Regions from separate parts of the Homo sapiens genome. Here region 1 is linked to region 2. Evidence: chromatin contacts called from ENCODE Hi-C or POLR2A ChIA-PET data. All regions are on one chromosome and are shown on one strand. Each heading gives the region's core, a stretch centred on a gene start or an enhancer-like site at or near the end of the contact. The rest is flanking DNA. Distances are from core to core; before and after follow the strand shown. Region 1 has its middle 18 kb from the start of IL6ST-DT. Region 2 overlaps ANKRD55 (ankyrin repeat domain 55).

Region 1 (4,956 bases), core at 2,075-4,574, 190 kb after region 2:
CTTGGCCTCCCGAGGTGCCGGGATTGCAGACGGAGTCTGGTTCACTCAGTGCTCAATGGTGCCCAGGCTGGAGTGCAGTGGCGTGATCTCAGCTCGCTACAACCTCCATCTCCCAGCCGCCTGCCTTGGCCTCCCAAAGTGCCGAGATTGCAGCCTCTGCCCGGCCACCACCCCGTCTGGGAAGTGAGGAGCGTCTCTGCCTCGCCGCCCATCGTCTGGGACGTGAGGAGCCCCTCTGCCTGGCTGCCCAGTCTGGAAAGTGAGGAGCGTCTCTGACCGGCCGCCATCCCATCTAGGAAGTGAGGAGCGCCTCTTCCCGGCAGCCATCCCATCTGGGAAGTGAGGAGCGTCTCTGCCCGGCCGCCCATCGTCTGAGATGTGGGGAGCGCCTCTGCCCCGCCGCCCCGTCTGGGATGTGAGGAGCGCCTCTGCCCGGCCGCGACCCCGTCTGGGAGGTGAGGAGCGTCTCTGCCCAGCCGCCCTGTCTGAGAAGTGAGGAGACCCTCCGCCCAGCATCCGCCCCATCTGAGAAGTGAGGAGCCCCTCCGCCCGGCAGCCGCCCCGTCTGAGAAGTGAGGAGTCCCTCTGCCCGGCAGCCGCCCCGTCCGGGAGGGAGGTGGGGGGGTCAGCCCCCCACCCGGCCAGCCGCCCTGTCCGGGAGGTGAGGGGCGCCTCTGCCCAGCCGCCCCTACTGGGAAGTGAGGAGCCCCTCTGCCTGGCCAGCCACCCCGTCCAGGAGGGAGGTGGGGGAGTCAGCCCCCCACCCGGCCAGCCGCCCCATCCGGGAGGGAGGTGGGGGGGTCAGCCCCCAACCCGGCCAGCCGCCCCGTCCAGGAGGGAGGTGGGGGTGTCAGCCCCATGTCCGGGAGGGAGGTGGGGGGGTCAGCCCCCCGCCCGGCCAGCCGCCCCATCCGGGAGGTGAGGGGCGCCTCTGCCCAGCCGCCCCTACTGGGGAGTGAGGAGCCCCTCTGCCGGGCCAGCCACGCCGTCCGGGAGGGAGGTGGGGGGCTCAGCCCCCCGCCCGGCCAGCCGACCCGTCCGGGAGGTGAGGGGCGCCTCTGCCCGGCCGCCCCTACTGGGAAGTGAGGAGCGCCTCTGCCCAGCCAGCCGCCCCGTCCGGGAGGGAGGTGGGGGGGGTCAGCCCCCCGCCCGGCCAGCCGCCCCGTCCGGGAGGGAGGTGGGGGGGTCAGCCCCCCGCCCGGCCAGCCGCCCCGTCCGGGAGGTGAGGGGCGCCTCTGCCCGGCCACCCCTACTAGGAAGTGAGGAGCCCCTCTGCCCAGCCACCACCTCGTCTGGGAGGTGTACCCAACAGCTCATTGAGAACGGGCCGGGATGACAATGGCGGTTTTGTGGAATAGAAAGGGGGGAAAGGTGGGGAAAAGATTGAGAAATCGGATGGTTGCCATGTCTGTGTAGAAAGAAGTAGATGTGGGAGACTTTTCATTTTGTTCTGTACTAAGATAAATTCTTCTGCCTTGGGATCCTGTTGATCGGTGACCTTACCCCCAACCCTGTGCTCTCTGAAACATGTGCTGTGTCCACTCAGGGTTAAATGGATTAAGGGCGGTGCAAGATGTGCTTTGTTAAACAGATGCTTGAAGGCAGCATGCTTGTTAAGAGTCATCACCACTCCCTAATCTCAAGTACCCAGGGACACAAACACTGCGGAAGGCCGCAGGGTCCTCTGCCTAGGAAAACCAGAGACCTTTGTTCACTTGTTTATCTGCCAACCTTCCCTCCACTATTGTCCTATGACCCTGCCAAATCCCCCTCTGCGAGAAACACCCAAGAATGATCAATAAAAAAAATAAAAATTAAAAAAAAAAAAAAAACCATTAGATGGTGTGAGACTTATTCACTATAATGAGAACAGCATGGGAAAGACCTGCCCCCATGATTCAATTACCTCCCACCAGATCCTTCCCACAGCACATGGGAATTATGGGAGCTACAAATCAAGATAAGGTTTGGGTGGAGACACAGCCAAACCATATCACCTCCTCTTCAGAATTCAATTTCATGTACTTTCTGAAGCACCAATCTGTTATTATTATATACTTCCTTCTACTGCTTTTTCTCATGTCAAAGTGCCTTATCATGTGTATGTTCCTGGCACCTGACGTTGAGCATGGCACTCCACAGATGCTAAGTAAATGTTTGCTATAGATGGAGATTGTGTTGATCTATGGAAATGAGGGATTGGGTGAAGTACCAGTTGTTGCCGCTGCTAACAACAACCGCATTCCCAGGTCACAGTGGGACCTTTGGCTGTGATCACCTTGGCACGTCCTGCCTTAATTATAACTCTAATTCTGGCCAGGTGCAGTGGCTCACTCCTGTAATCCCAGCACTTTGGGAGGCCAAGGCGGGCGGATCACGAGGTCAGGAGATCAAGACCATCCTGGCTAACGTGGTGAAACCCCGTCTCTACTAAAAATACAAAAAATTAGCTGGGCGTGGCGGTGGGCGCCTGTAGTCCCAGCTACTCGGGAGGCTGAGGCAGGAGAATGGTGTGAACCCGGGCGGCAGAGCTTGCAGTGAGCCGAGACTGAGCCACTGTACTCCAGCCTGGGAGACAGAGCAAGACTCTGTCTCAAAAAAAAAAATAAATTATAACTCTAATTCTGCTGTGGCCTAACTAGAGTTAAACAACTTTATGACAACTATTAGCCAGACACTCGAGGCACAAACATATTTTGCTCTCCTTTTCTTTCCCCATTGAGAAGATACAGGTTACCAGGTAAATGCCTGGTCACTCCTCAAGTTAGGACATTATTGTACTAAGGGAGGTCTGCGTGGTGAGTAGGAAATGGAGTTGCCCGGCCAGCATCAGCGCCCAAAGTCCTTTTCTGTATTTGCTCTCTTTGGAACTGGATACCACCAATGGAGTTGTGTTTGGTGGCAGGAAGCTGAGCATGTGAGGTTGCAACCAGAAGTTGCAGTATAGCTTAGTGTTTGAGGATGTGGGTTTTACAATCAGATCTCCTGGATTTGACTCTTGGTAGAGACTCCTGTCTAATTACAATCGTAGGCAAGTCATTTGACTTCTCTGACTCTCACTTTCCTCATCTGTAAAATGGGGATAATAATCAGACCAGCTTTATTTGCTGATATGAGAAATAGATAAGATCATATATGTAAAATGCTTAGCATCTTGCCTGACACATAGTAAGCATTTGATAAATGGTAGTTTTTATTAGTGACTCAGCCTTTCTGTGGCTCAGTGCTGGCTTCTTCCCTCCTGCTTGTGATTGTGGGAGGTGAAGGGCCTTACACTTCCCTGCTCATAGGCAGGGCAGTTAGTGAATAGTGTAGAGGAAACTGGGGTTTCAGGTGCAGCTAGAGAGAGCAGGCTTTGCCCTGGCTTTCTGCCTGCCCAACAGCTGTGATTTAGCATCTGAATATAAAAACTGCCAGTATCCTCCTTAGCACACCACCACCACCTCCGCAGCCTGCCACCTTCTCACTCATAGTAATACACAAAGCTAGGATGTTCTCCAAGAGTTGACATTAACTCTTAACATCTGCCCAGCACTTTACAGTTTAGAAAGCCCTTTCCCATCTCTTCTCCCATTTGGCCCTCATACTATCCTTCTGCAGTAGTCAGGGACAGCTGTTGTTAGTCACATTTTACTGATTAGGAAAGTGAAATTCAGAATGATTATGTGATTTGCCAAAGGCTGCATAGTCAGGAAGTTACAGAGCTCAAATAGAGATGTTCTGACTCCGACTTAGTCATCTGCCCACCCCGTCACAGCCCAAATGCCCTCCATGTGGAATGAGGTTTTCCAAATAAAAGCATGATGTGTATGTTCTACATGTAAGATTATTTCAGCAAAATTGTAGAAATGTGAAATACTTCTTACCTCCCTCTCCAGGACCCGTTGCTTAATGTTCAAGTATGTATATGGGTCTCAGGAAAATGAGAGGACAGACCTGTCTTTCAGTTAGTTGTCTAAAAATATTTATTGTCATGCTTTAACCCTAAGCAGTAGTCATATCCTATTTAACCTGAGTGTTTGCCCTAATCTCTCATGTTTATTCAAACAAAAGGTATCCATATTTGACTTTATATAATGATTTTTTTTTTGAGATGGAGTTTCGCTCTTGTTGCTCAGGCTGGAGTGCAACAGTGTGATCATGGCTCACTGCAACCTATGCCTCTCTGGCTCAAGTGATTCTCCTGCCTCAGCCTCCCAAGTAGCTGAGACTACAGGTGCCCGCCACCACGCCCAGCTAATTTTTTTGTATTTTTAGTAGAGACTGGGTTTCACCATGTTGGCTAGGCCAGTCTCGAACTCCTGACCTCAGGTGATCCGACCGCCTCGGCCTCCCAAAGTGCTGGTATTACAGGCGTGAGCCACCGCGCCCGGCCTATATAATGATTCTTTTCCTCCCCTTCACATTCAAGAAAGGAATCTGACATGCTTATGAAAATTGAAAACAGAAAACAAGATCAGATAGAAAGCTTTGGAGAGCTGGGGTCAAACTGAGTGTGAATTCACTGTAAAAGGGAAGGATCGAAAGCCCTGTTTGCAGTAGAGAATCTTAATGGTGTGGACTGTGTTGGGCAAGCAGCTCTGGTTAAGGACACTAACGCTTGTGCAGAAGTTTTGTTTTCAGATTGGCAGAAATTAAAGATGTGGCCATGAAGGAAACAATCTTAGTCTCTGGGTCATCCACACTCATTAACTGTAAGTGATAGAAAGGGCCTGAGCTTCAGTGTCATACAAATGTGAATTAGAATCCTGGCTCTGACATTTACCCACTGTGTGACCTTGAGCAAGTTCCCTAGTGTCTCTGAGCTTTGATTTCATCTGTAAAATGGGACAGTAGTGCCACTTTCCAGATGGTCGAAGGGATTAAGTGACATGATTTAAGTAGAATGCCTGGCATGTAATGGGTGATTAATAATAAATGGCAGATATTATTTATTATCCTAAGCAATTAACAAGA
Region 2 (4,846 bases), core at 1,019-3,518:
CACTCATAGGTGGGAATTGAACAATGAGAACACATGGACACAGGGGAAGGGGAACATCACACACCGGGGACTGTTGTGGGGAGGGATAGCATTAGGAGATATACCTAATGCTAAATGACAAGTTAATGGGTGCAGCACAACAACATGGCACATGTATACATATGTAACTAACCTGCATGTTGTGCACATGTACCCTAAAACTTAAAGTATAATAATAATAAAATTAAATTAAATTTTAAAAAAACCATCAGATCTCATGAGAACTCACTATTATGAGAACAGCAGCATGGGGGAACCACCCCTATGATCTAATCACCTCCCACGAGGTCCCTCCGCCAACATGTAGGGATTACAATTCGGATTACAATTCAAGATGAGATTTGGGTGGGAACACAGAGCCAGACCATATCACTGCCTAATTACCAAAGTATTTCTTGACATAATATTTTAACATCAGAAAAGTTTCCACAAAACCCCAGTGGGTGAGAAAGCCCATCTGAGCAGAACATGTGTACTAAATTAATCAGTAAATGTGTATATTGCCTCCATCCTAAAGGCCCCATACATAAAGATTAAGATATTTTTAAGAATTAATATTATTAAAATAAAGATGCATTCTATTAAAGTGCATTCTAAGAGGCATCTTTACTGAATTTCAACACAGAAACACTCCTTAAAACAGAAAATTCCATTCCCCAGGTCCTCTTCATGCAGGAGAGATGCTCAACATGAAATGCCATTCACAGCTCAGAAAACCTACCCCCGCAAGAGCACAGAGATGCTAACATTCAAAGAAACACAACATGTGTTGCATCACAAATTTGGTTAGGAAGAAAGATCTGATTGCAGTCAGATATTTACTCTTGAGATAATATTGTTGCAAGACTTCCTCCCCACAGAATGAAATCTCTTCTTTTCCACTCCCACGGTATGAAGGTCACTTTGCATGTTTGTTCCCTCAACTGGTACATGTGGAAAGTTCGGAGCTATTTTTCCCTTTAAAATGTTAGAAAGAAACTCTCTTCTTCTCATATGACTGACACTTTCTAAAACACTCTTATCATCTCAGGAAATACACCCTGAGGGACTGGAGAAGACATGAGAAATGGTAAAAATGTTTCTGCTCACAAAATTACTACAGCCTGCTGCACAAGGCAAAGGGTCTCGTTTAAGAGCAAGGAGACACAAGTGCCTATCAATGTCAAAGTAGTAATTTGGATAATAATAACAACAGGCACACTTTGTTTTTTTTTTTCTTTAACTTTCATTTTAAGTTCAAGGGTACATGTGTAGGATGTGCAGGTTTGTTACATAGGTAAATGTGTGCCATGGTTGTTTGCTGCACAGATAATCCCATCACCTAAATATTAAGCTCGGCATCTATTAGCTCTTCTTCCTGATGCTCCCCCTCTCCCCACACCACCCCCTCTGACAGGCTCCAGTGTGTGTTGTTCCTCTCCATGTGTCCATGTGTTCTCATCATTCAGTTCCCACTTATCAGTGAGAACACGTGGTGTTTGGTTTTCTGTTCCTGCATTAGTTTGCTGAGGATAATGGCTTCCAACTCCATCCATGTCCCTGCAAAGGACATGACCTCGTTCTTTTTTATTGCTGCATAGTATTCCATGGTGCATATGTATCACATTTTCTCTATCCAGTTTATCACTGATGGGCATTTAGGTTGATTCCATGTTTTTGCTAACAGTGAATAGTGCTGCTATTGTGATATGCATGCAAGTATCTTTATAATAGAATGATTTATATTCCTTGGGGTATATACCTAGTAATGGGATTGCTGGGTCAAATGGTATTTCTGCCTCTTGGTCTTTGAGGAATCACCCCACTAATTAACACACTTTGAATATTTACTCTGGGCCAGGCACTGCTTTAAGCACTTCATATGAATTAATTCATTTAGCTCTCAGAACAGCCCTAAGGGGGAGGCACTATTCTTATCCATTTGGCAAGTGAAGAACGGACATAGAGATGTTAAGCAACTTGCCTAAGGTCACATAGCTAGCAGGTAAGTGGCAGTGCCAGAATCAGACTCTAGAGGTGAGGCCCCAGAGCTTGTGCTCTTACCATTTTTCTATATGTATGCTTTGTGTCACCTGATATATTTGAAAAAAGTCACATGAGACTAATTTTGTTTCAATGCCAGCCAGCTGTATCAATGACCTTTAACTTGTTCTTGCATGGCCAAAGAGTTCCAGATTGACTCAGGGCCCAGGTGAAGGTCCACAGAGACTCTTTATTACCAGTGGGTGGCAATGTTGTCCCATGAAGCCATCGTGGTGCAGTGTAAGGCCTGGCATGCTCCTTAAAGGTGGAAAGACGCCACTTTGTGGATAGGTCATTCTGGGTACCCCTAAGAATGCAGTTTCTTCAAAGCATTCAGGATAATCCCGCAGGGGGAGAGAGGGAATTAGAGGAATGCCCAGGAAACTGTTCATTGAAGTGATTCTTCCCGTCCTGCCATAATATCTCCAGTATGTCTCAATCATAAATAAGACATTTGTCTTCCCACTAGGGCATGTCTTTCTTAGGGACAGAAACTCTGTAGCCTTTGTAACTACAATTTTACTAGCATATGGTAGATGAGTAAATGGATGAATGAGTTCTTCAGAGGCAATCAATTCTATTTCAAGGAACAATCTAAGAAAGAGCTTCAGAGTCCTCTGTGGTTGTCCAAAATGAATCCAGACATCATTGGTGACCCTAGGATGTGTTTAGTCACCCAAGAATCCTCAGAATAGAATAAACCAAAGAAAGCCTCCCCAAATTACCCTGGTCTGAGCTCTTGAAATTGCAATACCCAATGTGCCCTTCCACTGACCTGGCCCTTTTGCAAAAGGGTCACAGCTTAGGCAGAACAAATGTCAAGCTAACTTCTGGGTAATTTCAACAAAATGGGCCCAGTAACCGATGCAGTCAAGGGCTTTCCCAAAGAGCTCCATAATAACCCAAGGACAGAGCCACCATATGAAGCTCTAAAAAAGGAACTTTTTGTAAAACTTGAGATACTCTAAGGAAGGTCCTCTAATCTAAAACATTTTTAATAGCCTATTACGTGTCTGACATACCAGTATTAATGCTAAGCCCTTGACATTGGATAATTTATGATACATCCAGAAATCAGTTAGGTTTTTTGACCATGAAAAATGAAGGAAAGAAATGATCTTAAGGCTGTCTATTCTTCCAATTTTTAGGTAAAAATTAATAAAAATTAAAATACATACCTATGTCTTTTTTAAAAAAAAACCTACTAGAGTATTTATAAAGGTCAGAATTAGCAAAATACATACTTTTTTCTTTTTTAGGATGTTATCAAACAGCAAGGACTTGCTTTCTTAGTTATAGATATGCTAGGCTCTGTGTACCCCCTTAGTATTAGTTTATTAAAGCTAGTAAGCCTGAATTTGGTTTATTCTGACAGGTATAAAAGAACATAAATTCATTATAGAGAATTTGAAAAATATAGAAAGTTCTGAAGAATATCCAAGAGATTATCTCTATAGACTTTTTGATGCACGTTCTTCCAGGCTTTTACGGACTTTTACACATTTCATATATATACATATTACAATTAAAACACAATTGTAGAGATGCTGTGTTGCTCAGGCTGGTCTCCAACTACTGGTCTCAAGTGATCCTCTCACCTCGGCCTCTTTTTTTTTTTTTTGAGACAGAGTCTCACTCTGTCACCCAGGCTGGAGTGTAGTGGTGCGATCTCGGCTCACTGCAAGCTCCACCACCCGGGTTCATGCCATTCTCCTGCCTCAGCCTCCCAAGTAGCTGGGACTACAGGCGCCCGCCACCACGCCCAGCTAATTTTTTTGTACTTTTAGTAGAGACAGGGTTTCACCGTGTTAGCCAGGATGGTCTCGATCTCCTGACCTTGTGATCCGCCCACCTCGGCCTCCCAAAGTGCTGGGATTACAGGCGTGAGCCACCAAACCAAGCCACACCCAAGTTTTTTTTTTTTTTTAACTTTGAACATGGTAATTTATCTTATGCATTATTTAAATCAACTGTTTAAAAATGTTCAAAAGCCACTTTAAGAAACATTTAAAAATACATTTTTCTGACTTAATGGTGATCACTTAAAATAAGCAAGTCACCAGACATTTTTAAACCATTCATAACACCATTACCTTAAATAATTGTTAGATTCCAAAACACAAACATTCACTATGTAGTACAACACACTGCTCAGCAGTAAGATTAGTTTCCCTCTGATAAAATACTTCATGTAGGTTATTAATTTGCCGGGCCCTGCAAAGTTATTAAAATTTAACTAATATAAACTGAAAACTAGAGAGGTAAGGGAATTGAAATAGAGCACAATTCAACCCTAAAACTTTAGAGCTGGTTTCTCTAAAGAGAATTTGTAAAATTCCTTATTCCACCCTTTGTTAAAGTTTTTATTTCAACTCTTAGATATAAACACGTGTTTGGGTTTTTTTGGGTTTGTTTGTTTGTTTGTTTGTTTTGAGACAGAGTCTCACTCTGTCGTCCAGGCTGGAGTGCAGTGGCGCGATCTCGGCTCACTGCAAGCTCTGCCACCCGGCTTCACACCATTCTCCTGCCTCAGCCTCCTGAGTAGCTGGGACTACAGGCGCCCGCCACCACGCCCGGCTAAATTTTTTGTATTTTTAGTAGAGACGGGGTTTCACCATGTTAGCCAGGTTGGTCTTGATCTCCTGACCTCGTGATCCGCCTGCCTCGGCCTCCCAAAGTGCTGGGATTACAGGTGTGAGCCACCGCTGCCCAGCCCCTAAACACGTGTTTTTAAATCAACAGAGGTAACATTAACATTTAGCATAGGATCTATCACAGGTTGTCT

What was found. A loop is a pair of places that touch in the nucleus more often than their neighbours do. ChIA-PET counts read pairs that join two places held with the same protein, here RNA polymerase II (POLR2A). Pooled maps may share reads with other maps.
Region 1: a pooled map shows a loop between it and region 2 (3-fold over the local background). The contact joins two enhancer-like sites. A Hi-C loop is called at or near these places in 1 of 168 maps with a recorded cell type or tissue (HepG2), 1 of 37 single-sample maps with no recorded cell type and 6 of 50 pooled maps. POLR2A ChIA-PET finds 5 or more read pairs at or near these places in 2 of 52 experiments (CD4-positive, alpha-beta T cell and activated naive CD4-positive, alpha-beta T cell).

Annotation. Positions count from the first base shown.
Region 1 is chr5:56,010,784-56,015,739 of GRCh38, reverse strand. No RefSeq gene overlaps it. Among named protein-coding and RNA genes, the nearest start is that of IL6ST-DT, 18 kb to the right of the region's middle. RefSeq lists a silencer at 3,226-3,275 and enhancers at 3,406-3,535, 3,686-3,755. Within about 2 kb of position 3,324, at least 13 of the 41 ENCODE cell types and tissues checked have a DNase peak (open chromatin) inside an H3K27ac peak, as active enhancers do.
Region 2 is chr5:56,198,727-56,203,572 of GRCh38, reverse strand. The region is part of intron 2 of ANKRD55 (ankyrin repeat domain 55); the gene reads left to right. Among named protein-coding and RNA genes, the nearest start is that of ANKRD55, 32 kb to the left of the region's middle. Within about 2 kb of position 2,268, at least 2 of the 41 ENCODE cell types and tissues checked have a DNase peak (open chromatin) inside an H3K27ac peak, as active enhancers do.